Linked DNA regions of Homo sapiens: all the other regions are linked to region 1. Evidence: chromatin contacts called from ENCODE Hi-C or POLR2A ChIA-PET data. All regions are on one chromosome and are shown on one strand. The core of a region is the stretch at or near the end of the contact, and the rest is flanking DNA. Distances in the headings are between cores, read along the strand shown.

Region 1 (3,106 bases), core at 332-2,831:
CTCTTAGCTTTTCATAAGCCTAGAATAATATTGTGCTAATGATTCAGAGTTAGAGTCTAAGGTGAACTGAATTAGAGCCATTCTTTATTATGAAAAGTTCTGTAAGGATCTTAGAGTGTTTAGAGAAAGGCACTCAGAGATCTCAAGGAAACTTTATTATTCATATTGCCATGAATAAGTAGTTTTCTAAGCTTACATATCAAGAGAGCGGCAGCTGGGAGTAAGACTCTTGGCCTCTACTATTTCCCAGTCTAGTGCCCAATCCACTGTTCAAGCGTGGTAAGTATGAGACCATTTTTCTTTCTCTTATCAGTGCCTTATTACAGCCTGTGTGCTTGAACACCACAGAATCAGGTGCTTGTTGAAATATTTCACGTCTTGAACATGAAAAATTGGCATTGATATTGTGATGTGGATGGATATTTTTAAATCTCTTTTTCTTTATAGATAGTCATATATCTAGTCAACTTAATGATGGCCACATACTGAGTTGCATCTAATAATCTAATAATTGTTGAATGGATGAGTTACCGATAGAGTTTTCATTATGAAAAGATTTTTTTAAAAAAGATTCAACTCTTAGATTTATCGAATGAATATTGAGATAACGTTTTCTCATTAAAGGCACAAAAGTTTCCTCCCACATCTTTTCTGTAAAATTAACAAAGAAAGTATAAAGTTGTTTTTACTAGAACTGCCTTCTTCATTTGGAGTTAGCACAGTTTTGTTCATGTTCAAATGATTATTTTATGAGATTGAAGAAAGACCGCTTCATTTGTAACTGACACTCTGACGATGTTTCTTATTTTGTAAAATAGAGAATGTTTAGATTTTATTTAAATAAAACTATTAAATTTCCTACAAAGACTAAGAGTTGGCTTGCTGAATTTATTTTCAAACAGTATTTTTAGAAGGGTGTTCAGTAGATAAAAATCTGTGGAGGTGATTTTGTTTATTAAATATCTGGAGTCAGTGAGTACCACTCTTGGGCCTTGTGTTAACCTCAAGAGTACTGTATGGTTATTAGTAACTACTAATATTCATGTCAGCAGTGCTGAGAGCCCCTCACTGGTAGGAATACTTTACTCTGGAGAACAGTTAGATTTGAACTTGGGCTTCAAAAGGGAACGGCAAAACACTCTCGACTTCAAAGTGATCTGCACTTTGCATCGCAGATACTGCTGAAGCATCAGATTCTTCAGTGTAAAAGTGCGGTTTCAACTGAAGGATAGGGACCTATGTAGCCCCCCTTTTCCCATTTAGTATTCAAATGAGTGCGGTCTCTGGACCTTCACAAAATAATTTCTTCGCGGATCTCCCGGTGCCAGGTTCTGCCTCCGCAAGCCCTACGGATCCCCTCCCATTTTGAAGTAGTCGGCGGGGTTTCCGCGGTGTTTGAACCTGAGCTGTCCCTCTCCCCAGTGGCCGGACTCGGCCTGCTTTGCGCTGATGTCACCACAAGCTGTTACATTGCAGCCTCTCGGCTTCGAGGTACCTCCCACTGAAACCGCTCGCCGACTCCCGGGAAGAAGCGAAAGATGACTGCGAAGTTAAGTCACGGGAGGGCGTAGCACCGAAGTGGTAGAGAGCTGCGGCTCCGGAACGCCCGGCAGGCCCAGAGACGCAGCAGATGGTGCCTGAAGAGAGAGGGCGTTGCTGCAAGCGCCCTGGCTGGAGAGCATGCCTGCCCGGCACCGTGCTGCCCTGAGGAGCCGCGGACAGCCCCGGAGCTCCCTTCCGGAGTTCTTTCTGCTGCCTCCACCGCCACCGTCTCTCTCTAGCCCCAGCTGAAATGAAGGCCATACCGCGGCCACAGAACTTGGTTCAGTTTCAAAGGCTAATGTAGTCCCTGGGTTTTCTGCTCAATGTGAATTACGCTGCCTGTGCCTTAGAGGAAGCCGCGGAGCTCTTCGTTGCTGCAATTGCCTCAGGTGGAATAAGCCTTCCTAAGGAGGACCAGATAAGAATCTTTGGAAATGGCTTTTTTTTTTTTTTTTTTTTTTTTTTTAAAGAAGCTTAGTAGTACACCATGCTTTCTGTTTACTTTAAACGGTTGCTGGATTGTACTGCCCTGGGTGTCTAAAAGTCTGGTGTTTTTTTCTTTCTTCCTTTGAGTAGTTCTGAATAGCATTGAAGAAGCTTAAAACAGGAAGAAAACCTGCCTTTTCAATCAAGTTTATTTATAGCTACTCCCCCCTCCAAAAAAAAAAAGTAAAAGAAAAATGTAACTTTCTCATAACGTTAGACTTAACTTATTTTTCTCTGAAGATTTGTTCTGTGCCTTGATGTGAACAATACCAGGTCCCTGTGTTTGTCTTTTAAATTTCTGGAGCATGGTTTATTTACCAGAATGGTGGAGTTCTGCAAGCCATCTTTAAGTGGATTACAGTTAACCAGAGCTCTGCCGAAATTAACATTCAGGCTGTTAAAATGCTTGCTCATTTGGAAATTTTAATCTGGAAATATCAGACTAAAAAGGGAAATGGACTGACAATGGAATGTTCTGAGTGTTTGAGCCACTGTTAAGTGTGTGTTTGTTTATTTTCTGTGTTTTGGAGTGTGTGAACGGGGACTTTGGGAGCTGGGAAAGGTGGACAAAGGAGATTTTTGTTCTCTGTTATTGATGCACTTTATTGTTTAGAATCATCCTAAAATCAACCAGGTAAAAGGATAGTTGCATTTATACTGATGCACTGCTGATGACCTTAAACACCTCATGTATTATGAAATATATTATTTGAGCATGTGTCTTTATGCTAAAGACACTCCATAGCTCTGTTCAGAAGTATACTTTTTTGGAAGATGCTTTATCTTATTTCTTATCTGTGTCAAGAGCTGCAATATTTGTTTTAACTATCTGCAAAATGGGGAAGCCACTCAGCAGACCAGACTGTTTACGTCAGAATCCCCCATGTGTAGGGAAGGGTGAAGAAGAGGAGGACCTAAATATCGAAGACTGTTACGTCCCACAGCGGTCAATCTATGATACTGTTAGACTAAATGAACAGATAGACTCTGGTTCAAAAGGTAGTCTATCTTCCAGGCATTTTACAGATCGAACTTTACCCTACAGTCACAGAACACTGGATGTTAGTTCTTTATGCTC
Region 2 (3,106 bases), core at 178-2,677, 3.0 Mb after region 1:
AAATGACTCTATCATTAATGTACGAATGCAACCAAAACACAGAGAGGAATAACTGTGACTCAAGAGATGAACATGAGTGTGTCAGATGGAGAATTTCAAGCAGGAAAAACAACAGAGTGCCAGAACCATATACAGATCTGGTGAGGTTGGTGGGAGGGCAAAGGAGGTTGTTGAAAAGGCTGTGGAAAAATTAGAATGTGGTTTGATTTCTATCCCACCTGTGTGATGAGGATGGAAACATCTTCTCCTGAGCTTCAAACATCCCTACCACACACAGACACACACACACAGACACACAGACACACACACACACCATTGTGGAAATCCCAGCCAGACCTTGGGTATTCATGCCCCCAAGCCCTGTGAGGGGCACATCCAATATGAAGGCTGTGGGAGAAGAGAATCCTGCTATCATGTACTCACTCATTTAGCAATTAATAAGTGCTTACTAAATGTTAACTCTGTAGTGCGAGGGAAGAGGGTATGATAAATACACACTTTCTGGGTAGGTACATGTATGATCTAGTTGCCTTCACTTTTCCCCTGACAGGTCATTGCTCTGTCAACACATATTTATTAAACAATCACTTGGGGGCACGGTACCTCCTTCCTCTCCTTTCCCTCCGAGATAAGGCCAACTCTAGGTGTTCCCACTATCTTCAACCCCACCCCACGGTAGGCTCACAAGAACGTCATTTTGATCACTTAAGGGATGAATTTTAGGTTTAGATGGAGGATAAACTTTTGGAGATGGTTCCTCATATGGTCTGTCTGGAGACTTTTTGCAATAAATGGTGTCCGTGCCATCCAGAGAACATAGGTCACCAGTTAATCAAGACAGTAGGGAATAATGATTTACACATGTTGACAAATTGATTCCTCTTAATAACCAGGTCAATTTTTTGGCCAACACTATACACATGTACACTATGCACATAATTACGACATCTATAAAAGATAGAATTAATCTAATTTTATGCAGATATGGGAAGAACTCGTCCCAAGTCTCACAGTCAGTAAGTGATGGAGCCTAGAGTTGAACTGTTTCACTTCACTACCATGTTAATACTTTTCTCAACACATTCTGCCGCTCTCACTCTAAGTGTGAGGCCCTGTCCAACTAAAACATAATATGGTGAGTTCGTCATTGATTCAAATAATCAACTTTCTTCCCGAATCCCAAGTTTATCTCTTCTGATTAGGAAAAAAAATGCATTTTGATATGTCGCGTTTGCGTAAAGCGAGGCCGACCGCACGCCCCCTTCTCGCGAGCTGCTCCCCTCAACTGCGACCCAATCACCCTTGCACACGCCTCCTGAGCCCCCGCGGTTCCCACCGGGCTTCAGGCCACGCCTCCGCCGCTGCACCGCCTCCTCTCCCCGCCTTCGCCCGTAGTCTATAAAACCTGGAGCGCAGGATCGCGCCCAGGAGCGGCGAGCTAGCGGACGCAAAGACTGGGCATGCTCCGCGGCGGCGCAGGTTTTGGTCACAAGTAGGAAGAAGCCAGTGCACCAGACCGGCAAAGAGAAGCGGGAGCCGCCGCGGCAGCGCGGCCGTGGGGTCCGCCGCCGCCGCATCGGAGCGGGAGGAGGAGCAGCGGGGAGGGCGAGGCCGCCGGGCCGAGAGCCGTCCCGCCTGCTCTCGGTCTTCTGCCTTCGCCTCCGCGCGGTGCGTCGGACCCAGGGTCTGTCACCTGGGCGCCAGGGGCCGCCGCCGGGGAGCCGGAGCGGGCAGGACCCTCCCTCCGCCGACTGCGGCCCGAGAGCGCCCCCGCGGGGTGGAGCGGCAGCCGCCTTCTGCGGGCGGCTGAGTGTCCGTCTCGCGCCCGGAGCGGGCGACCGCCGTCAGCCCGGAGGAGGAGGAGGAGGAGGAGGGGGCGGCCATGGGGCTGCTGTCCCAGGGCTCGCCGCTGAGCTGGGAGGAAACCAAGCGCCATGCCGACCACGTGCGGCGGCACGGGATCCTCCAGTTCCTGCACATCTACCACGCCGTCAAGGACCGGCACAAGGACGTTCTCAAGTGGGGCGATGAGGTGAGCGCCCGCGGTCCCCGTCCCCGCCGGGCACCCGTGTCTGGCCGCCCGCGCTGCCTTTGTCTTGCCCTACGCCCCCGGCCCTATCGCGGTCCGCGTTCTCCACTGCGCCCGGGGGTCCTCGAGCGCCTCCCGGCCCCGGGAGCATCGTCCCTGCTTTCGCCTAGTCCGCGTCCAGGGCCATCCTCCTGACTAGACTCCTTTCTTGTTCATTCATTCTTTTGGGTTTTCCCCTTCATTCCATAAACACGGATTGGGCGCTGGGAGGGCGTGAGCATGAAAAAGTGACATTAGGTGCTGCGAGTCTTCAACCTAGTGTATCTGCAGACCGGCAACTACCATGATCCACCTTACAGGCTCAAAATTCGCTTTTGCGGTCAATATGAAAGAGATTTAAGTTTTCCTAGTAGGCCTGCTGCTTTTAGAAATCAGGTCTTCAGGATGTCCACTTCTGCCCTACCTCATGCAGGTGTCTTTTCCTTAAACCTCTCCAACTTCTCATCTTCCCTCCCCTCCAAAACACACACACTTCATAGCTATAAATTGAAACCAGTAAATTACGGCTCAGTTTCCTACATGGGGGAGGAACCTTCCCTTTCCTGTTTAATTCTAAGTGGGAATGCATTTAGAGTTTCAACATTAGGATTTGCTTGTGTCTTTCCATGGCCTAGGTCCAGCAACTAAACTTTACAAACCAGTGTTCTGCCTAGAGATGAAATGTCTCTAGATTCTCAGTAGGTTGAACCATTGTTTATTGGAATGATCTGGAATGCAGCAATGTTAAAACTGTTGATTTAGTGTCATCTGCCAAAACTTTTTGTGCCTTCCCTTTCTGTTTTTGAAAATTACGTGTGTATGCAGTACACATTAAATGACTTCTTGAGAAGTCCATCTCTGTTTTTGTTTTTAGCTTTTGCCTTAGATGGCTTGCCACCTGTGTAAATTGTTTATCTTTTGGCCAGTGTTGTTATCAATCTTGGCCTAAGTGCTGACGTGCTGTTACACCAGTGCAGAATATCTCCTTTCAAAAAGTTAGTTTTTTTTTTTTTTCTAAGATTGGGATTCTACCTCCTA
Region 3 (3,106 bases), core at 392-2,891, 2.8 Mb after region 1:
TATTTTATGTTGCTTCACCATTGTCATAAAAGGAAACTGATTTCCTTTTCTGGTAAAGAAGGGAAATAATACTATTAACCTCCCATGATTATTATGAAAATAAAGTGAAATCAAGTAAACAATAGTTTTCAAACTATTGAGAGGATGCAGTTACTCATCAGTAATATTAGAAGGAAGACAATAAAATTTGTTTTCTTCTTTTAAGGCTCGTATAAATACATATATGTATACATACATGTATATATACTTGTCAACTTGAGCAGGGCTGTATAGATAGCTCCCTATATAACAAAAAGATATGAAAATTTGACAATTTAGTATAGAGATTTTTCTAATAAAAAGCACTTTTTAAATATCAAGCACTTTCTTTGTTTTCTAAAACCATAACAGCAAATTTTTATTTATTATGCTAGAACATAATTAGTAGTTATTCGAGTGAGCACAGACAGAATTACATAAAAACAACAGGTGCAAGAACTCCTAGATAATTTCATTAATTGCAGAGGCTCTATGGATTTGGAGCAAGATGTCTAAAATACCCCAGAAGCAGGTGTTCTAGGTCTTCTTATGGCTCATGTGGGCACTTGGAGGTATTTGATGTGGTAGATAACAGCTTGCTTAAAGACAAGGCTGAATAGGACAGCTGTCAAGGGCATTAGTGGTATGTGATGGGTGAGGACTGGAGAATACAGAAGGTATAATCAGAGTCCCACCAGGGCCAACTCTGGCTAAGCTGGTTTCTGTGTTCTCAGAACCCTCTGTCTGCTCTGGTTTCTCACTGGGGTTTCCTGTGCTTTCCGCCCGCCAACCGAATCACATTGCCTTTCCGTCTAGGTGCTGCTTCCTCCTCTTCTCATGGCTAACTCTTTCTCATGATTTAGGGTTCAGCTCAACTGTTACTTCTTCATGGAGGCTGATGCCTCCCAGTCTTCATCTTAAAAGTGTGCAGCTTTTATCACCGTCTATAACTATGTTACTTAATCATCTGTTTATTATTCACCGTGTGCTACAGAAGATGATCTTGATGAGAAGAAACTGCATGTTACCCAACAGTTTCTGGGTCATAGGCATGCATCAGGTAACTGATGAATGAATGAATGAATGAATGAATGAATGAATACATTAATCTCCAAGATTCCTTCAGTTTACGATATTCTGCTTGACTATCTAGTCCCTCAAAAGGCATTACCTTTCCCCTGTATTATCTCAAGCACCCTATTATAACTTTTTGAGTTAGTAGCATGTTCACCAAGGCTAATCCTCTTTAGCATGTTAGCCAGCTATGATGGCCACATTTTCACATAACAAGATGATTTCACCAAGTTAAAAACTTCTTTGGGATCTATTCGTAAAAGTATATATAAGAGTTTACATTTCTAACAATATAGAAAAATGTAGAGCCTCCATTATAAAACATCTAGAAATGTTGGAAAAAAATATACAAAACATACTTTTAAAAGCACTGACTTTATAAGATAGTACAAGAAATGTTCAGGAGCTAAAATTGAAACAGGTCACAAACCAGAGCAGTACAGAGACAGGAAGCCTGCGGTTGTCCTGGGAGGGAAGTGGGAGACAGGAAGGGGGCGCCATCGCACTAGCTCAGAGCCAATGCATGCGTGGAGATGGCAGATGAGGTCCTGGCTCCACACATATATAAGGCTGGGAGCTGGAACTGAAACACCAGTAGGGGACTCTTGAAGGACTCTATTTTCAGTAATAGAGAGGTCCTTAAATAAATCCACCCACTGACAGGGAGATGACAAGGTATTTTGTTTATTTCAGTCTGGGTTCTGAGTGAGGAAAAAGAAAGTCTGCCCTGAGTGTTCCTGATCAAGACCTGCCCCCACGTGGATTCAGGGCTTATCTTTTATAGCTCAAGAACTCTCAATCAAGCAATTCATGTAAAAATGAAGCCTGGTTTTCTACCCATGGGGCATTCGACGGAGGCAGTTGTAAAACTTTGCTGCAGAATCACACCTTCGATCCAGGCCTCACAGGATCCTCACAGTTAAAGGCTCAGTGTTGATAAATTCGCAATCTATATTTATGAAACACTCAAGCTACCAGGAGCAAGAGGCAGCAGATACCACAAACAGCATGACTGGATACCTAGGAATTTCCGGTGAGTCAGACATAGGCAATAAAACAGGTATCTTTAGAATGATTAAAGACGTAACACAATAAAAAAAAAAAGGAGAAAAATGCAACTGCAAAGTTGACGGAATAAACAAACACAGTGCTTAGAAAAGAAAAGTATATTCATTGAAGCTGAAAACTTAATTGACGCATTAGAAAGAGCAAAGGAAGCTGGAAGATAACATTAGCTGGAATAGCATTAGTTGGAATATGCAACTGGAGTAAGCATTAGCAAACTGGAAGATAGCTCTGAGCATGAATTCCAAAGAGATTGAGACAAAAAACATGAATAAAAAGGGAGAGATGTAGAGGATAAAATGAAAAGATGTCCAGTAAAAGTTCCAGAAGGAAAACATGGAAAAAATGAGGAAGAGGCAAAATTTGAAGATGCAATGACTAAATTGTCTAAAATTTTTGAAACATAAATTGTCTGATTCACAAAGTTTAAAAAGTCCTGATCAAGAAAAATAAAAATAAGTTCATTCCTAGTGTCAACAACAAAACAAAATGTAATGAAACAACAAAATGTCAAAGACAAAGATCTTCATAAGCAAAAAGTCAGTTAACCAAAATGAACAATAATTACATTGATATAAGCAACACTGTAAGTGTACTAATATCTTTGAGATGCATAGTTATCAAACTAAAGTTCTATGCCCAACTAAACCATCATTAAATAATAATAACAATTGAGAGTGCACCCCTAAAGGACCCTACTAGTAGATGCAATTCAGGAAGAACAAGGCTGACCTCAGAAGGAAGGAGTGAGATGCAGAAAGGTAGAGTAGGCAAGGAAATTAGTAAAATGTAAATAAATCTAAATAGATCTTGACTAAAGTTCTAGTCCAACTAAACCATCATTAAAATAATAATAATTGAGAGTACACCCCTAAAGGACCCTACTAGTGGATGCAATTCAGGAAAAACAAAGTTGAACTCAGAAGGAAGGAGTGAAACCGGGCGTGGT

Evidence for each region. A loop is a pair of places that touch in the nucleus more often than their neighbours do. ChIA-PET counts read pairs that join two places held with the same protein, here RNA polymerase II (POLR2A). Pooled maps may share reads with other maps.
Region 2: a loop to region 1 is called in a map with no recorded cell type, with 9 times the contacts of the local background. The contact joins the promoter of GCLC here to the enhancer-like site in region 1. A Hi-C loop is called at or near these places in 1 of 37 single-sample maps with no recorded cell type and 3 of 50 pooled maps. POLR2A ChIA-PET finds 5 or more read pairs at or near these places in 1 of 52 experiments (HEK293T).
Region 3: POLR2A ChIA-PET joins it to region 1 with 11 read pairs in A673. The contact joins two enhancer-like sites. POLR2A ChIA-PET finds 5 or more read pairs at or near these places in 2 of 52 experiments (A673 and WTC11).

The regions. Positions count from the first base shown.
Region 1 is chr6:56,541,331-56,544,436 of GRCh38, reverse strand. All of the region lies in intron 61 of DST (dystonin), which reads left to right. Among named protein-coding and RNA genes, the nearest start is that of COL21A1, 300 kb to the right of the region's middle. RefSeq lists enhancers at 1,357-1,776, 1,481-2,246. Within about 2 kb of position 1,581, at least 40 of the 41 ENCODE cell types and tissues checked have a DNase peak (open chromatin) inside an H3K27ac peak, as active enhancers do.
Region 2 is chr6:53,543,422-53,546,527 of GRCh38, reverse strand. It overlaps GCLC (glutamate-cysteine ligase catalytic subunit), which reads left to right and starts at 1,427. Exons shown (of 16, transcript NM_001498.4): 1 at 1,427-2,032. The coding sequence starts at 1,883. RefSeq lists a silencer at 1,454-1,883 and enhancers at 2,104-2,163, 2,002-2,743.
Region 3 is chr6:53,733,691-53,736,796 of GRCh38, reverse strand. All of the region lies in intron 1 of LOC124901334 (a long non-coding RNA gene), which reads right to left. Among named protein-coding and RNA genes, the nearest start is that of LRRC1, 60 kb to the left of the region's middle. RefSeq lists an enhancer at 1,395-2,594. Within about 2 kb of position 1,641, at least 11 of the 41 ENCODE cell types and tissues checked have a DNase peak (open chromatin) inside an H3K27ac peak, as active enhancers do.